Regions from separate parts of the Homo sapiens genome. Here region 2 is linked to region 1. Evidence: chromatin loops called from intact Hi-C (ENCODE). Cell type or tissue: natural killer cell. All regions are shown on one strand. Each heading gives the region's core, and the rest is flanking DNA. Links, peaks and the distances in the headings are about the cores only. Region 1 overlaps ATP9B (ATPase phospholipid transporting 9B (putative)). Region 2 overlaps ATP9B (ATPase phospholipid transporting 9B (putative)).

Region 1 (8,810 bases), core at 637-8,636:
ACAAAGACATTGGTGAAGGGACAACAATTTATCCAAGGAAAGAAAATATAATGTTGAAAAAATAAATGTACATAGAATTTTTAATAAAGTTATCTTTGTGAAAAACATTCTGACATCATCTGTCTGTTGCAAAACATTTATTGATTTGGCCTCATAAAGCTAAATAAATTAAAGAAGTATTTTACAATTAATTGCACATCATTATGACCAAAAGTAATTTTTATGGCATTTTACTAGGTCTTCAGGGAGTTTAATTTATTCACGTCCCTGATTAAATCAAACCACCCCGAAGGAGATATTGATTCATATTGCCACTACCGTTGCGAACACTGGGGTGTGGAGGCTGCACGGACAGACCATCTCTGAGGTCCCAGGGTGGGAGGAGAGACTCTGAATTCCAACAGCAACACGCACACAGGAAAAAGGGCCATGTTTACTACAATTACAACAGTCTCCATTTTACTTGGAAATCCAACTACTGATTTATACATAAGCTTAACGATAAAATCATCTCATGAGGCTACCTACAAATCCTATTTACTTCAGGAGAATTTAATGAAATATGGGATTGCTTATTATTTGTATCTTATGTTCTAATTTTAGGTGAACCTTATGCACAAATTAGCATTAGGTTAAAATTCTAAAGAAAATCTTGCAAATATTTATGTTACAAAAGAGATACATTAAAATATAACTTTGATTACATATAAAGTATTATTTCAGAATAGTGAATGATTGATAATGCCTTCTATTTCTATTATAAACAAAATATTCTTTGTAAGGACCTACTTGTATAGATTGACACGCACTCACACACAAAACAAAAATGATTGTTATTTACACAGAAAGTAAATTATTGGCTGGGCATGGTGGCTCATGCATATAATGCCAGCACTTTGGGAGGCCGACACGGGCGGATCACGAGGTCAGGAGATAGAGACCATCCTGGCTAACATGGTGAAACCCTGTCTCTACTAAAAATACAAAAAAATTAGTCAGGCATGGTGGCGGGTGCCTGTAGTCCCAGCTACTTGGGAGGCTGAGGCAGGAGAATCGCTTGAACCTGGGAAGTGCAGGTTGCAGAGAGCCAAGATTGCGCTACTGCACTCCAGCCTGGGTGACAGTGTGTCTGTCTCAAAAAAAAAAAAAAGGGTAAACTATTTATAAATAGATAGGACTCCTACCCTTTCTCCTTTATGAAATTGAGAACTGCAAGCACTTAAAATAATTTAGTATAAAATGATACTGTGTTTGACAACCTATGTGGTTCCCATCAGCATCTGGTTTGACATTTTGACAGCTCAATTCATCCAATGATACCAGTGTCTGCAAGCTGGGGAAAGGATATCCTTTTCCTGTCATCTATCAATAAAGTTCATAGAAACACTGTGAACCAGGCTGAGAGTCACTCACATACCTCCTCTTCCATAGAAACACTGTGAACCACGCTAGAGTCACTCACATACCTCCTCTTCCAGCCAGTCATTATACTGCACGATAGGAGACATGGCCACGTCAGCGCCCTTCATGTAGAATGTGATTTCTGCCGTGGATTCATCCTATCAAAGAACAAAAATAAACAGAGGCACATTTAGGCTGCATTGCTCGGGGCAAATAACTGCTAGTCTAATAAAACATACAATGGAAAAAGCAATTCCTATGAATGTGTTCCTGTGTGTTAAGCTCCTCACACGTGTTTCTACGCGGAGGGCTAGGCCCACTCTTCAGCAATAGTGCAATCAGGACTGAGAACATAATTGTGCATCCTGAGATGCTAGGCTGAAGGTCTGAGTGTGTTAATGAATATGATTTGAGTTGCATTCATTCTCTTAAACTTTTACAGTTGGATTTAATGCTTCATTGTTTAGTCAACTTCCAAGATATGATTTTGGTGTTTGCTAAAAAAATTAAGGTACGTTTTGGCAACTTTATGGTCATAAATCAATGTACAAAAGTCAAACTCTTTGGCATGTTATTTTTGTTGAAATCAAAACAGCTTTAGTTGTTGATTTCAAAAATTAATAAATCCCACATTATTGATTCTGGCTAGGTTGACTTAGGAGAATTATTTTATCTCACTAGAGACACAGTAGGTTCCCAGATATAGATTATTAGCTTAGATTTCATTAAAAAAAAAAAACAAACAAAACTGTAACAGCATAAAGCACCTGAGTAAATGTTTAACTTTCTTTTGGGAAAATCTGTGTTTAAAAGGTGTGAAAACAAAATGTCTGAAGCCATCGCGTGGCACCCTCCCCGCAGCCTCACCCTGACGATGACGCCCATCCGCTTGCTCTCGGAGGTGAAGGGAAACAGCTGCAGAATGCAGAAGCTGAGGACCTGGCCACTGGGGGTCTTCAGCTGCATGGAGGTGAGGTCCCTGCTGACCAGCGTGAGGCCCACACTCTCTGTCCACTGCACCAGAGCGACCTACGGGAGACCAGCAACAACTGAGGCCACCGCTGCCTCAGGAAAGCCGCACGCAGGCGAGCCAGCACGGCAGTGCTCAGAAAGCTTGCCAACATGAGACAGCTGCAGAAGAACTTAGGTGTTCAGAACTTTTTGTTTTCACGGCTAAGTATATACGTTTGAATAACATTGTTCTAGAGGAATCCTAAGCAATATCACAAAAGTCACTTGGTATTATTCTTTAAAATAAAGACCATTATGGATCATAAAGACTTTCTTTACAATTTGTGTTAATTGCTCCCTAGAGCCAGATGGTTTTAAAATTGAGAACGCAGCTCACCCCATCAGTCTGGGGACAGGGAGCAAGTTATACGACTTTTCAAGGTTTCTCCCTCCCCAGTTCCATGGACACCATGAAAGGGGAAATAGTTTGAATCTCATGTTTATGGTAATTATTTTTCTAAAATAAGAGACAAATTGGTGACTAATTAACTCTATTAATGTGTCTACATGTAATATTTGCAAACTTAAAGGAGACAAGATAGACAAGGAGAAAGCAGGCCTGGGTTCTAAGCCCAAGTGTGAAAGTCGGAACTCCTGTGGCCAGGTCTTCACTCTGCTGGGGCCACGCTCCTCTTCTGTCATGTGGAAAAATGGCCTTCCAAATTGCTTTGAGGCCAAAATAACATGAGTGATTCTCTGGCATATGGCAGGTACTCAGAAATAGAATGTATTCTTATTGATAATTATTTATTGACTTATTAAAATTTAACAATCACAAGTGGAAGAGCAATTTTTACAGTTAATAATTTGTGAATAGTATTTTATGACAAAAAGTATTATTTTCTGATAAAAGTCTGTCTTTAAAAGCAACCTCCCTACCAGACATTAATCAGATAAATAGGGTATGCCAATCCTATTATGCAGCTAAAGGCACACTAACCATGGGGAACATGCTAACCACGGAGAACACACTAACCACAGAGAGCACACTAACCACGGAGAGCACGCTAACCACAGAGAGCACGCTATCCACGGAGAGCACGCTAACCACAGAGAGCACGCTAACCACAGAGAGCACGCTAACCACGGAGAGCACGCTAACCAGAGAGAGCACGCTAACCACGGAGAGCACGCTAACCACGGAGAGCACGCTAACCACGGAGAGCACGCTAACCAGAGAGAGCACGCTAACCACGGAGAGCACGCTAACCACGGAGAGCACGCTAACCAGAGAGAGCACGCTACCCACGGAGAGCACGCTAACCACGGAGAGCACACTATCCATGGAGAGCACGCTAACCATGGAGAGCACGCTAACCACGGAGAACACACTAACCACGGAGAACACGCTAACCACGGAGAGCACGCTAACCACGGAGAGCACGTTAACCACAGAGAGCACGCTAACCACGGAGAGCACGCTAACCACGGCGAGCACGCTAACCATGGAGAGAGCACACTAACCACGGAGAGCACGCTAACCACGGAGAGCACGCTAAACACGGAGAGCATGCTAACCAGGGAGGGCACACTAACCAGGGAGGGCACGCTAACCACGGAGGGCACGTTAACCACGGAGAGCACGCTAACCACGGAGAGCACGCTAACCACGGAGAGCACGCTAACCACGGAGAGCACGCTAACCATGGAGAGAGCACACTAACCACGGAGAGCACGCTAACCACGGAGAACACGCTAACCATGGGGAGCACACTAACCATGGAGAGCACGCTCTCTGCAACGTCCCACACCACTGCAGCACAGCCCAGTAACACAGCTGCTTCCCTCAGGGTCTCCTCTCTGTTCTGCAGGCCTGCCGCCACCCACAGTGCTGAAGCCCCTCACAGCCTGGGTGAGTCCTCTTCTTAAACCACAACCTCATTCTCACCCACCTCTTCCGATGAGCACGTCCTTGCCTTCAGTTTTAACCTCCACCTCACTCTCAGCCAAACAGTTTTAAAATCTTAGGTTCTAAGAACTCAAGTCACTTCAGGAACATTTTAAATGTTGTCTAGTGCACAGGATATTAAATCAATCTTAGGGCCTTCTGAACATTCCTGTGAGGATGAGTTCACACTCTTAGAGAGACTGTAGCAAAGTTCTCAAGAGCTCTGGCTCTGTGGCCAGCTGCTCAGGTTAGGACCGAACCCTGGGCAAATGGCTGCACCTCTGCAACCCCAGGGTCCTTGTCTACAGAATGGCCGTGCCGAGGCACCACTCAGAGCTGCAGCAAGGATTCGAGAAATGAGGTGTGAGGGCACACAGTGGACAGTCAGCACAGTGGACAGTCAGCACAGGGAGGCCACCAGGAGGATGCCAGGGCTCTACCCTCAGCTTTCTCACAGGAGCCCTCCAGACATGCACTCGTGGGCAGACCAGGAACTACCTTTAAAATCAGATTTTCTAAGCAATTCCCCACACGTCTGACCACAGAATACCTCTAGCATGATTTTCCAGTGTCTGGGTGTGAAGAGCTGCTTCCTTTCTTTTTCATGCTTTGAACTTGACACAGCAGGGCACTGTGTGGGGACGGAGTGTGCAGAGATGAAACCGAACACCATGTGAGCTCAGGGAGGGAGGGTACAGAGATGACACTTAACACCATGTGCAGGGAGAGAGTGTGCAGAGATGACACACTAACACCATGTGAGGGGAGGGAGGGTATAGAGATGACACCCTAACACCATGTGAGGGGAAGGAGTGTGCAGGGATGACACCCTAACACCATGTGAGGGGAGGGAGGGTACAGAGATGACACCCTAACACCATGTGAGGGGAGGGAGGGTACAGAGATGACACCCTAACACCATGTGAGGGGAGGAAGGGTACAGAGATGACACCCTAACACCATGTGAGGGGAGGGAGGGTACAGAGATGACACCCTAACACCATGTGAGGGGAGGGAGGGTACAGAGATGACACCCTAACACCATGTGAGGGGAGGGAGGGTACAGAGATGACACCCTAACACCATGTGAGGGGAGGGAGGGTACAGAGATGACACCCTAACACCATGTGAGGGGAGGGAGGGTACAGAGGTGACACCCTAACACCATGTGAGGGGAGGGAGGGTACAGAGGTGACACCCTAACACCATGTGAGGGGAGGGAGGGTACAGAGGTGACACCCTAACACTATATGACGGGAGGGAGGGTACAGAGATGACACCCTAACACCATGTGAGGGGAGGGAGGGTACAGAGATGACACCCTAACACCATGTGAGGGGAGGGAGGGTACAGAGATGACACCCTAACACCATGTGAGGGGACGGAGGGTACAGAGATGACACCCTAACACCATGTGAAGGAATGGAGTGTGCAGAGATAATGGAAAACAGCCTAACGCCATGTCTCTTCTGGCTCTGGAGATGCTGCGTGCAAGTGGGGAGTGCCGGGAGCAAAGCCAGGGATCGCGATGGTGTCACCGGTGCTGCGTGGAGGTGACAGGCACCTGTCCCTCCTTTTCAGGGCTGCCCAGGTGCCACTGCCACTGACCTCGCCCCACAGGCATGCTTTTGAGAGGCCTGCAGTGCAAAAGCCCCCGCTCCTTCCCTGTCATGTGACCTCAGGTGACTTCCCAAACATTTTTTAGGCTCTAGTTAAGGAATTAAATAGACAAACAGGCCAACTGTTTTAGGATAATAAACACACACACATATTTATACAGTTTCAAATGGTGCGTACTCAATCTATCAGCATTTACCTTTTACAAATTTCTCATATTTTAAGAAGTTTACAAAGTAAAGTGAGCTTATGATATATGGAATAGAATGATTCTGGAAAAGCAGTATTGAGAGAGAAACTGTAACTACTATCCTACATTTGCAGTCATTTCAGTTACAAAATCCGACGTGCACTTCTACAGAAAAGGCATAAGAGATGGGAGAGTCAGACACCTTTTCTCAACTCAAGTTCTTCATCTGCATCCCAGAGGGCAGAAGTGATCTGAGGCACCATTTTCTATTTCCAGGGAGAGTACCAGCTAGTCCTGCTCTAGACTGGGGAGGAAAGAATGCGTCACACAAACGACCTGTGTCCTCCGGCATCTGGGGTCCCTCCTCCCCAGAACCTGGGAGAGGGGCTCAGGGGTTGTGGGCTCCCTTTTCCAGCAGGGACCGGGTCTGTCTTCGGCCACGGCCTTCATCTTCCCCACATGGCTCTCCAGCCCCACTGGTTTACTCCACAGCCCCAGCTGCTGAACACACTTCAAAACCTGCTTTCTGAAGGAGGAATGACTATGTACAATGTTGGAATTTCTCCTCAGCCCGAATTTATCATCTAGAAATACAAATTTCATTTAAACAAATAAGACCATATAGTTAACTATTTATAAATTCAGGGACAGCAAAATGTTACATATTAGACCAGCAATTAAGAAGACTTAATGGTATAGAATTACTATTTTTCTATAAGCAACATTCTGAAGTGAGACAACTCGTTTCCATATTTAAGGGAAAAGAGCCTTTACTCTTATTAATCAACCCTGCATGTAAGGGCCAGTGCAATTTGTTGGGTACCTGGTCAGCACCTGTTGGTCCTCCAGGTAGTGGGATGTGGGGCAGGGTCTGGTCTCAGCCCACAGCGCTGGCTGAAGAACTACACCCCAAGAGTGAGTCAGACAGACCTCAACCCTTTTCTGCTTGACATCTGTATCTGTGGGTGGACTGAAAAATTAAAAGACACCCTTATATGGGTAATATCTGCTTGGTATCTAAAACCACTAATCAAATTTGAAAATGTGCCTAATAGGCTGGCACACTCCAGGGCACTTTGGTCTGGGCAAAGACTTCTTGAATAAGACCTCAAAAGCACAGGCAACCAAAGCAAAAATGGACAAACAGGATCACATTGGGCTAAAAAGCCACTGCACAGCAAAGAAAACAATCAACAAAGTGAAGAGAAAACCCACAGAATGAGAGAAAATATTTGCAAACTACCCACTGAGAAGAGATTAATAAGCAGAATCTACCAGATCATTGTATATTCTCAAACGACTTAATCGGAAAAAAATGAGTAATTCGATTAAAATATGGGCAAAAGATCTGAACAGACATTTCTCAAAAGAAGACACACAAACGGCCAACAGGTATAGGAAAGCATGCTCAATATCCTTTAATCATCAGACATGCAAATAAAAATTACAATGAGGTATCACCTCACCCCAGTTAAAACGGCTTCTATCCAAAAGACAGCAATTCAAATGCTGGCGAGGGAGGAGGTGGGAGAAGGGAGCACTGTTGTCGGGAATGTAAATTCGTGCAGCCCTCTGGAGAGCAGCATGGAGGTTACCCCCAATCTAAACACAGAGCCACCATATAATCCACAATCCCACGCCTGGGAATATCCCCCAAAGAAAGGAAATCAGTACACTGAAGAGATCTCGGCACCCCTACGTGTACTGCGGCACTGTTCACAGTGGCCACGTTATGGAATCAGCCTGTGTCCCCCACTGGATGCACGGATGAAGAAAACGTGGTGTACACACAATGGAGTATTATTCAGCCATCACTAAAGAATGAGACCCTTTCATCTACAACAATGTGAATGGAACAGGGGCACATTATGCTAAGTGAAATCAGCCGGGCACAGAAAGACAAACACTGGGTCTTCTCATTCTTATGTGGGAGCTAAGAAAAAAAGGTTGAACTCCTGGAGACAGAGAGTAGAATGATGGTTACCAGAGTCCGGGAAGGATATCGGGGACATTGAGGATATTGGGGATAGGGGTGATAAAGGGGGCTGGTGAATGGGTACAAAAATACAGTCGGATAGAAGGAATAAGATCCAGCGCTCAGTAGCATGATAGGGTGACCTTCACTGACAATAATTTATGTATATTTTACAATAACTAAGAATGGAACTGCAATATTACTAACGCGAAGCAACGATAAACAGAGGATTACTAACACGAAGCAACGATAAACGGAGGATTACTAACGCGAAGCAACGATAAACGGAGGATTACTAACGCGAAGCAACGATAAACGGAGGATTACTAACGCGAAGCAACGATAAACGGAGGATTACTAACGCGAAGCAACGATAAACGGAGGATTACTAACGCGAAGCAACGATAAATGCTTGAGGTGACGGGTATCCCAATTACCGATTTGATCACTGCATATTGTATGCTTGTATCAAATATCACATGTACCCCATAAGTATGTACTATTACGTACCCAGAATAATTTAAAATTTAAAAACTTAAAAAAGACATAAAACATAAAGCAAGACTAAATCAAAGGCCCCGAGTCTCTACCATATTTCAGGACGGTCTGACTCTGTCTGAAGTACCATATTTAACTTTGCTGCATGTTGAGAACATTCTGCTCTGGGAGGCACCTAGAATTTGACCTTTATAAACCTGAAGCTTCCCACTCTCAAACATGATTGATGT
Region 2 (8,810 bases), core at 170-8,169, 130 kb after region 1:
ACTGGAATGAAATTAAGCTCCTGCACAGTAGCTAACACACCACTATTACGGGCTTTAAAACACAGAAGAACATTCAAGTACTTAATTTTCCAACACTGTTCTTGTTTTTTCCACAGAAAATACCAGATGGAAACTGCCTTTTGTTTACTTTGTTTATAACTAAAGTAGCTGCTCAGAGTAAAGGCATACAATTTATTCAATGCTAAGATAAACAATCCAGAAAAACTGAGTTATCCCTATGACTTTTATGATTTGATAGAACAACCAAAATATCAACTTTAAAGAAAAAGCAAGTAGCCTCTATGGATTAGACTACTTTGTAATTGAATTTAGGATTGCACTGAAATGGGCAATTTCTGATTCATTCAAACAAATGGTGTTACAGTCTAACTCAGCTTAACACTATTGAAGAAACAAAAAAAAGATATATATCCTCTAACACTGTTGAAGAAACAAAAAAGATAGACATCCTCATTCCTACTTCCCAGATACGGTTGACACGGTATATCCTTTACCTGCTGGGGGTCTAGAGGTTCCAGCGTTGGCACAGCCAATTGAGCATACAGTTGGCATTAAGAAGCCAAATACTGAATTCCCTATTTATCATTTTAAAACTTGAAGCAATAAAATTTTTATCTACCATAAATTCAGAATTTTATTGTATCAGAGCAATTGACATGTTTCTAATCCCATATTTTATGGGTATTACCTTCCTAGCACCTAGCACAGAATAGGCAATGAACATTGTCCAATAAACAAAAGAACACTCATGAAATTCTTTTTCTAATATCCACAGGAATCAAGATGTCTTTCACCTGCAGTGCCCACAAGCATGATGCTATAATGAGTCACCTGCCTGTGGTTACTCTGAGTCTCCTTTTATGAAGCATCAGGTACTTGCTCCTCCAGGGCCTCCTGCCTGCTGTTACTCTAAGCCTCCTACCTCTACGAAGTATCGGGTGCCTGCTCCTCTACGCCCTCCTGCCTCTAAGAAGCATCGGGTACCTGCTCCTCCAGGGCCTCCTGCCTGCTGTTACTCTAAGCTTCCTGCCTCTATCGCTCATCAGGTACCTGCTCCTCCACGTCCTACTGCCTCCATGATGCATCAGGTACCTGCTCCTCCAGGGCCTCCTGCCTGCTGTTACTCTAAGCCTTCCACCTGTATGAGGCATCAGGCACCTGCTCCTCCCGGTTCTCCTGCCTGAAGATGCCCATCGTGACTTCACCACCCAAGTAGAAATTCACACAATTGTATTCCCTTTAAACTCTTCCTAATGATTCACTTGATATGAAAGTTTAATTATTGATGCATGTCAATCTTTTAGTACTATATTTTCTCCTAATGTCAAAGTCCAAGAGAATAAGGGCATTAAAAAACATAAAAATTTTAGAAGGGTTTCTCAAATGTAAACAAAAGGTTCTATATAATTTCATTTTAGAAATTTTAGCTGGTTTCCTGTTACTTTTCTATGACCATTTTTCCATATGAATGTTTCTGTCTCTAACACAATTTTATGTTGAAGAAAACACAATATCTATGCATCTTTCTTTCAGTTCTGGAATGGCGATGATTGACTATAAACATTTTTCTAACATGGAGAAAATTATTCCAAAAGATAGTTTTTTACCAGTCTCATGAAGCACAGAATAAAGACTGGGAAGACTGAAAATAAATTATCTCTAAAATGTTCTATTTCACTTTCCTTCTCTTTAATGGTCTATAAGTGTGAACAGATAAAATCTGCTTGGGGGAGGATGCAAAATGTTACCATTTCATGCTGTTCTCTCAACAGCATACCCTACTTAACAAACAGCAGAGGTTTGCTTTTTTGAAGGAGAGTATTTTGGCTGAAGAAGACATGAACAATGTAAGTGTGCTATGGTTTGCAAAAGAAATTACAGCAGAAAATACATTCTCAAAATGACTAACTGGGAATGTGATGTTAAAGGACTATAAATACTGCTAATACTTCAAAACTGGCTACAATTTACAACTCCAAACTTCCAAGACAATACATACAGATTTTGAACAATAAGTGAAATTAGCGATATCAATCATTCACATAATGAAAAAGGTTATACAATCAGTAATTTAGGTTGTTCTCACATTATCTGAGGAAAGAGGAAGCAGACACCATCACAGCGCCACATCTCCATTAGATTCTGCACAGGCATCAGCATGCATACTGGGTATACTGCCACAGGGACCTTGAATTAATTTTCTCTAATTCCGTATATATATATATTTTAGGACAGGGTCTCACTCTGTCACCCAGGCTGCAGTGCAGTGGTACAATCACAGCTCAGGGCAGGCTCCACCTCAACCTGGCAGGCTCCAGCAATCCTCCCACATCCGCCTCCCACATAGCTGAGGCTACAGGCGTGCTCCAGCTGTAGCCACCCCACTAGGCTAATTAAAAAAAAAATTTTTTTAAATCAGAAATCAGGGGCTGGGCACAGTGACTCACGCCTGTAATCCCAGCACTTTGGGAGGCCGAGGTGGGTGGATCACTAGGTCAGGAGTTCGAGACCAATATGGTGAAACCCCGTCTCTACTAAAAATACAAAAATTAGCTGGGCTTGGTGGCGCACACCCGTAGTCCCAACTGCTCGGGAGGCTGAGGCAGGAGAATTGCTTGAACAAGGAGGCACAGGCTACAGTGAGCCGAGATCACGCCACTGCACTCCAGCCTGGGCAACACAGCAAGACTCCATCTCAAAAAATAAAGAAGTAAATTAGGTCTCCCAATGTTGCCCAGGCTGGTCTCGAACTCCTGGGCTCAACTCCCACCTCAGCCTCCCAAAGTGCTAGGGTTACAAGCATGAGCCACCATGCCCAGCCAATTTGTTCTAATTCTTATTTAAGTATTTAAGCTGACACAAAAGATATTTTGTCTTATGTATATTACACTATAAAAAAGGAAGATAAGTGGATACCACTCCTTAACAATGCCCAGTTGATAAATTTGAATTTAACTGAATTCCATTTTCTCATTATAAACAAGTTATTTATCATGTCTTTATTCTCTTCCTTTTTGAAAAATACACAGAAAAATCAAGAACTATCATCAAAATAATTCAGATTTCAGAATGGATATATCTAAAATGAGAAAAAAACTGTTAGAAAACATCAAAGGCAATGAAAGGCTATCTGTGTGAATGAACTTGAAGTAATTTACACAAAGTAAATGTATCTTTAATTAGCTTGAAAACCACAAATAAGTTTCTCTCTTTGAGTGGCACAGCCTCCCACAAGTGGTCACCATCACCAGGCCATCAGCACACGTCTTGTGCCTCATGGGGTGAAGCCATTCCCGTTCCTAAATTCAGTTTGTGCTCAACACTTGGCACTTGCACCTGAGAGGCCAACCGACCGTCCTAAAGCAGCCAGGGCAACAGCCAGCACCAGCTCCTAAAAGGGTGTGGGAGCCTCAGGCTCTAGAACCTCAATGGCAACTGAGCATTGTGGCCTGGAAATCCAGGGCCCCACCCAAGTCTATTCTGATGAAAACAATTCCACCACTACTTCTGCTCTGACCCCAACGTTCCCACCTCCACCTCTGCTCTGACCCCGACAGTCCCCACCTCCACCTCTGCTCTGACATAAACACATTTACTCACAAGATATTCAGAAATGTATCCTTTATTATCTGATATTTGGCAATTTCCGAGAAACCTTTATTATAATTTCTTAATGAAGCCCACTTGGTCAGAGAGCATATTTTATGAGTTGCCTTTTTTTTCCTAAGCTTTTTTCTGGCATACCTTAATAAATGTTCTGTGTGCACTGGGTAAGCTACCCATCCTGCTGCCTTAAGTCCCTGTATCTATCAATGGGGTCAACTTCATGAATAGTGTTCTTCAACACTATAGTGTTCTACTATATCCTTACTGATTTTCTCCCTACTCATTTGTTCAATTATTGAGAAGTGGGTATTAAAATCTCCAACTATCATAATGGATTTGTCAGTTTCTCCTTGAAGTTCTAACAGTTTCTGCTTCAGGTACAATCGTGTACAACATAACAACATTTCAGTAGACAGTGGATGGCACAAACCACAGTAGCCCCATCAAAGTATAACAGAGATGAAGCATTCCTACCACATGGTCATGCTGCAGCCATCAGAATGTCATAGCATTAGACATTACTCACGTGTTTGTGGTGACGGTGGTGAAAACAAAACTACTGGGCCGCCAGTCATGAAAGTCTAGTGCATACAATTATGTACAGTACATAATATTAAATAACAAACAACTATGTTACTAGTTTATGTGTTACTATACTTTTTATCACTGTTTGAGAGTGTACTCCTTCTACTTATAAAAAGACAAACTTAATTGTAAAACAGCCTCCGGCAGGTCCTTCCAGGGTTCTGCCAGAAAAACACATTGTTATCCTGGGACAAATCCCTGCCTGTTATTACACGTGGAGATCTTCCAGCAGGACAAAATGTGTAGGAGGAGACAGTGATACTGATGATCCGAGTAGGCCTAGGCTAATGTGTGTGTGTGTGTGTCTGCATTTTTCTTTTTTTTTTTTTTTTCAGATGTAGTCTTGTTCTGTCACCAGGCTGGAGTGCAGTGGCACAATCTCAGCTCACTGCAACCTCTACCCTCCTGGGTTCAAGTGATTCTCCTGCCTCAGCCTCCTGAATAGCTGGGACTACAGGCATGTGCCACCACGCCCAGCTAATTTTTGTATTTTTAGTAGAGATGGGGTTTCACCATATGGGCCAGGATGGTCTCCTCAATCTCTTGACCTCGTGATCCACCAGCCTCGGCCTCCCAAATTGCTGGGATTACAGGCGTGAGCCACCACGCCCAGCTGTGTCTTTGTTTTTAACAAAAAAAAGTTTAAAAAGTAAAATTTTTAAAAACTAAAAAAGACTACAGACTAGGTATATAAAGAAAATATTTTTGTACAGGTGTACAATGTGTTTGTGTTTTAAGCTAAGTGTTATTAATAGAGTAAAAAGATTTTTTAAAAATTAAAGTTATAGGGCCGGGCACAAATTACTTTGTGTAATTTACTTTGTGTAAAGTTATAGGTATGTAAAAATGAGTTTACAGGCTCATGCCTGTAATCCCAGCACTTTGGGAGGCCAAGGCAGATGGATCACGAGGTCAGGAGTTCGAGACCAGCCTGACCAACACGGTGAAACCCCATCTCTACTAAAAATACAAAAAATTAGCCCGGCGTGGCAGTGCGTGACTCTAATCCCAGCTACTCAGGAGGCTGAGGCAGAAGAGCCACTTGAACCTGGGAGGCAGAGGTTGCAGTGAGCTGAGATTGCGCCACTGCACTCCATCCTGGGCAACAGAGTGAGACTGTCTCAAAAAAAAAAATTAAAGTTATAGGAAGCTGAGATTAATTTACTATTTAAGAAAAACATTTTTAAATAGGTTGAGTGTAGCTTACATGTACAGTGTTTAAAAAGTTTACAGTAGTGTGCAGTCATGTCCAGGCCTTCACATTCACTCACCACTCACTCACTGACTCACCCAGACCAACTTCTAGTTCTGGAAACTCCATTTGTCGTTAGTACTCTATACAGGTGTATCATTTCTTAATCTTTTATACAGCATTTTTTACTGTACCTTTTCTATGGTTAGATACACAGATACTTATCATTGTGTGACAACTGCCCACATTATTAAACACAGTAACATGTTGTACAAGTTTGAAGTACAGGAGCAACAGGCTACACCATATAACCTAGGTGTGTAGTAGGCTACACGATCTAGGTTTGTGTAAGTGCACTCCATCATGTTTGCACAATGACGAAATGGTCTAACTTACTTCTCAGAATGTAACTCTACTATTAAGCAACTCATGACCGTATTTTGCAGCTCTGTTATTAGTGCATAAATGTTTAGGGCTTACTTGTCTCCATAATAAACCCTTTTCTCATTATGTTCTGAAATGTACTTTGTGTGATATTACTATAAGTAACTCCAGCTTTGATTAGTGTTGGTACGGTATCTATTTTTTACTTTTTACCTGTGTTTTTAATGTGTTTTCTTATAGGCACCATATATTTGAATCTTGCTTTTTTATACAACTTGACACTCCTGTCCATTTAATTGGGGATTTAAACCATCTAATTTTAAACTTAGGTTTTTGAGTTTAATTTCCAAATACCTGAGGATTTTAAAGATTTTTTATTTATTTCTAATTCCATATTGTAATTAGTGAATATACAATTGCAATTTTAAAAAAATATACTAAGACTTGTTTTATATTCAACTATAGTTGGGATTGTTCCATGAGATTTTGAAAAATGTGTATTATGTAGCTGTTGCATTTAATAATATCTGTCAATATGCTGAAGTGCCTTCCTAATGTTATTTTAATATTCTATAGTCTTAATAAACTACATGTCCTTATTCTATAGATTAGAAGGAAAAAATCCGTTCTCGTAGATTTTATGTTGCCTATTAGTTCTATGAATTCGGGGGTACTATGTTTTTCTCCAGTCTGACAGTCTCTGCCTTTTAACTGCAGAGACGTTTAATTACTGAGTCAACCATCTTGCTCTTTGCTGCTCTTTGTTTTCTACTTGTCACACCTGGTATTGGGTTTCCTGCACCTGTCTTTTTTCAGGGGAAAGAAACCAGTTGATCCCACTTTAGCATCTAACTTCATCACCTCTACTGACCTCTTTCTTTTTTTAGTGGTTGCTCTGAGAATTATTATATGCAACCTTTACTTATCACAGTTTACTCTGAATCAATATTGTATCACTTAACACACAGTATTTTTTAAAAAACTTACCTCCTTTTATTACCTGGCCTCTGAAATCCCCACCCTAACAGAATGGCTTTAAGGTTCTATTTTTTAGTTATATGACCTTAACCTTTATATGTTCTTCCTTCCCTCTGCACTCTTTTTGTTCACTTTGTCATATACTTATTTAATTCATTAATTTTCATTTTTATTTTTATTGCTATATATATATAAAGATTATAAATTTTCCTATTTCCAAACATATCAAACAGATTCAGATTCTGATATGCAGTGTCTCCATTACCAATATTTTATAGAAATTCTCCAATTTCAGTTTATATTTCTCCTATGATACAAAAATTGATTAATATATTTACATTTACAGGCAGAAAGTCGTTTCATTCACTGATTTTGTTACTGCTTACCAATTTTATTGCATTGTGATCAGAGAATATTGTCTGTATGAGTTCTATGTTATAGAAATAAAAATTTCTTTACAAGCAAATGTATGTTCAACTTTTGGTGACACCCTATATATGCTCAAATAAAAATTACTGGGGAACAAAGTTCAATAAAAATTTAAAATGATATATTTTACTGCTCATGTTCTGAGCTCTCTCTTCTATGCCTCTCCTACCTTTCTGTCCACCTGACCCACTGGGAACTGCAGGTAGATGTTAAAGTTTCCTATGACGGACTTTATTATCTTATAGCATCTTTCTTCACCTCATTCTAAATGCTTTCTCGATTCTATACTGGTATTCTTGTTAAGTACCAAGACTGCAACTCCTGTTTCCTTTTTATTTGTATTTGCTTGATATATCTTTCCTTTAGGCTTTCTGATCCAATTAATTTTCTGTGTGAAAGAGCCTGCATACTATGCATCTTTAGCCATATGAATTGATCAACTGTTGTCTAATTTTTAAAACCAAATTTATTTTTTGGTGAGGTGTGTATTTTCTGGTCACTACCATTTTGCCACTGTCCCAGTAGCCTGCCTTCATCCTACTCTCCTTGCTTTGACAGCTACTATTGAGCTCGTCAGCTTTCAATAGTCTCTGACTGCCTTAACACCCACGTAGCAACCAATGAGCTCCTTCTATTTTCTCCTCCTCTTCCTGCTTTTCAGCTGATTATTAGAGGAAGCGTATAAAATTCATATACACTGTACCATCTTCCACCCATCCTCCCTCCACTGTTTTATTCTTACGTCTGTTAGATCTTCAGTGCTCACCATAAAACTTCCACCCAGGTCATCTATCAGCCAGGCAGAGCTAATCCTCTGTAAGATTATTCACAAAAGGCTCATGTGTACAACACACCTGAACTCTGTATGCTTGAGACTGCTCTCCACAGAATTGGCACTTGCAGGACAGTTTTGAAGGAGCAAAACACTCCACTCACACATTCTTCCCCTGAGCCTCCTGGAAAGGCTGTGCTGCTCTTGTATGGCTCCGTATGCTGAGAACACTGACACCAACCTGGCCCCTTCCAACTGTGGGGAGCTGGTCATTTTCCCAGGGAGATCAAAGGATTTTTCCCTGTATATGTAAAATATGACAGCAGTTACACGTCTTGGAGTTTTCTCACGTGCATGCTGGGCCCTTTTAGTGTGTACCTTCAGACATCCTTGTATTTAATAACACACACTTGAGCTGTCAATGTTTCAAACCATTTCATGATTTTGTTTCAAGACTCTCATGTTGAGTATTTCTTGCCAATCTTCCACATCCATCAACTTCTAGTCCTTTTCACCTCTTTGATTATCTCGTTTCCTTGACTCTCTTCTTTACAACCTCCCTATCTCTTACTGTGCATCCCCCACAGGCACGCTGTGATTCGGTCCTCCCTTCTCAGATGCTCACGTTCAGTGTTCTCCTGAGTTCAGTTAGCCTTCTCATTCACGTTATCCTGTTTTATTCTTGAGCTTTTATTCTTACATTCTTGAGAAATTTATTCCATTTTGATTCTTGTGTTTTTAAATGTCTGATTTATGGTGTTCTTTCCTAAGTACCATTGTTTGGTTAGTAACATTTAAATCAGGCTTGTTGCACTGTTATAGAATTACTTTGCATTGAGGTTT

What was found. Hi-C counts contacts between places; a loop is a spot of excess contacts. Peaks named below come from ENCODE experiments on the same cell type or tissue, not always from the same donor. Only the 100,000 strongest peaks of a DNase experiment are listed, where the experiment ranks them.
Region 2: it touches region 1 in a loop (5-fold over the local background); 1 of 110 quality-filtered maps calls a loop at or near these places.

What each region holds. Positions count from the first base shown.
Region 1 is chr18:79,322,761-79,331,570 of GRCh38, reverse strand. ATP9B (ATPase phospholipid transporting 9B (putative)) reads right to left here. Exons shown (of 30, transcript NM_198531.5): 16 at 2,269-2,430; 17 at 1,467-1,559. Among named protein-coding and RNA genes, the nearest start is that of NFATC1, 69 kb to the left of the region's middle. In natural killer cell, for the core only: no CTCF peak of the experiment used is centred there; DNase peaks (open chromatin) are centred at 3,420, 4,160 and 4,980; H3K27ac peaks cover 1,510 bases.
Region 2 is chr18:79,195,497-79,204,306 of GRCh38, reverse strand. All of the region lies in intron 9 of ATP9B (ATPase phospholipid transporting 9B (putative)), which reads right to left. Among named protein-coding and RNA genes, the nearest start is that of ATP9B, 130 kb to the right of the region's middle. In natural killer cell, for the core only: no CTCF peak of the experiment used is centred there; DNase peaks (open chromatin) are centred at 3,566 and 4,116.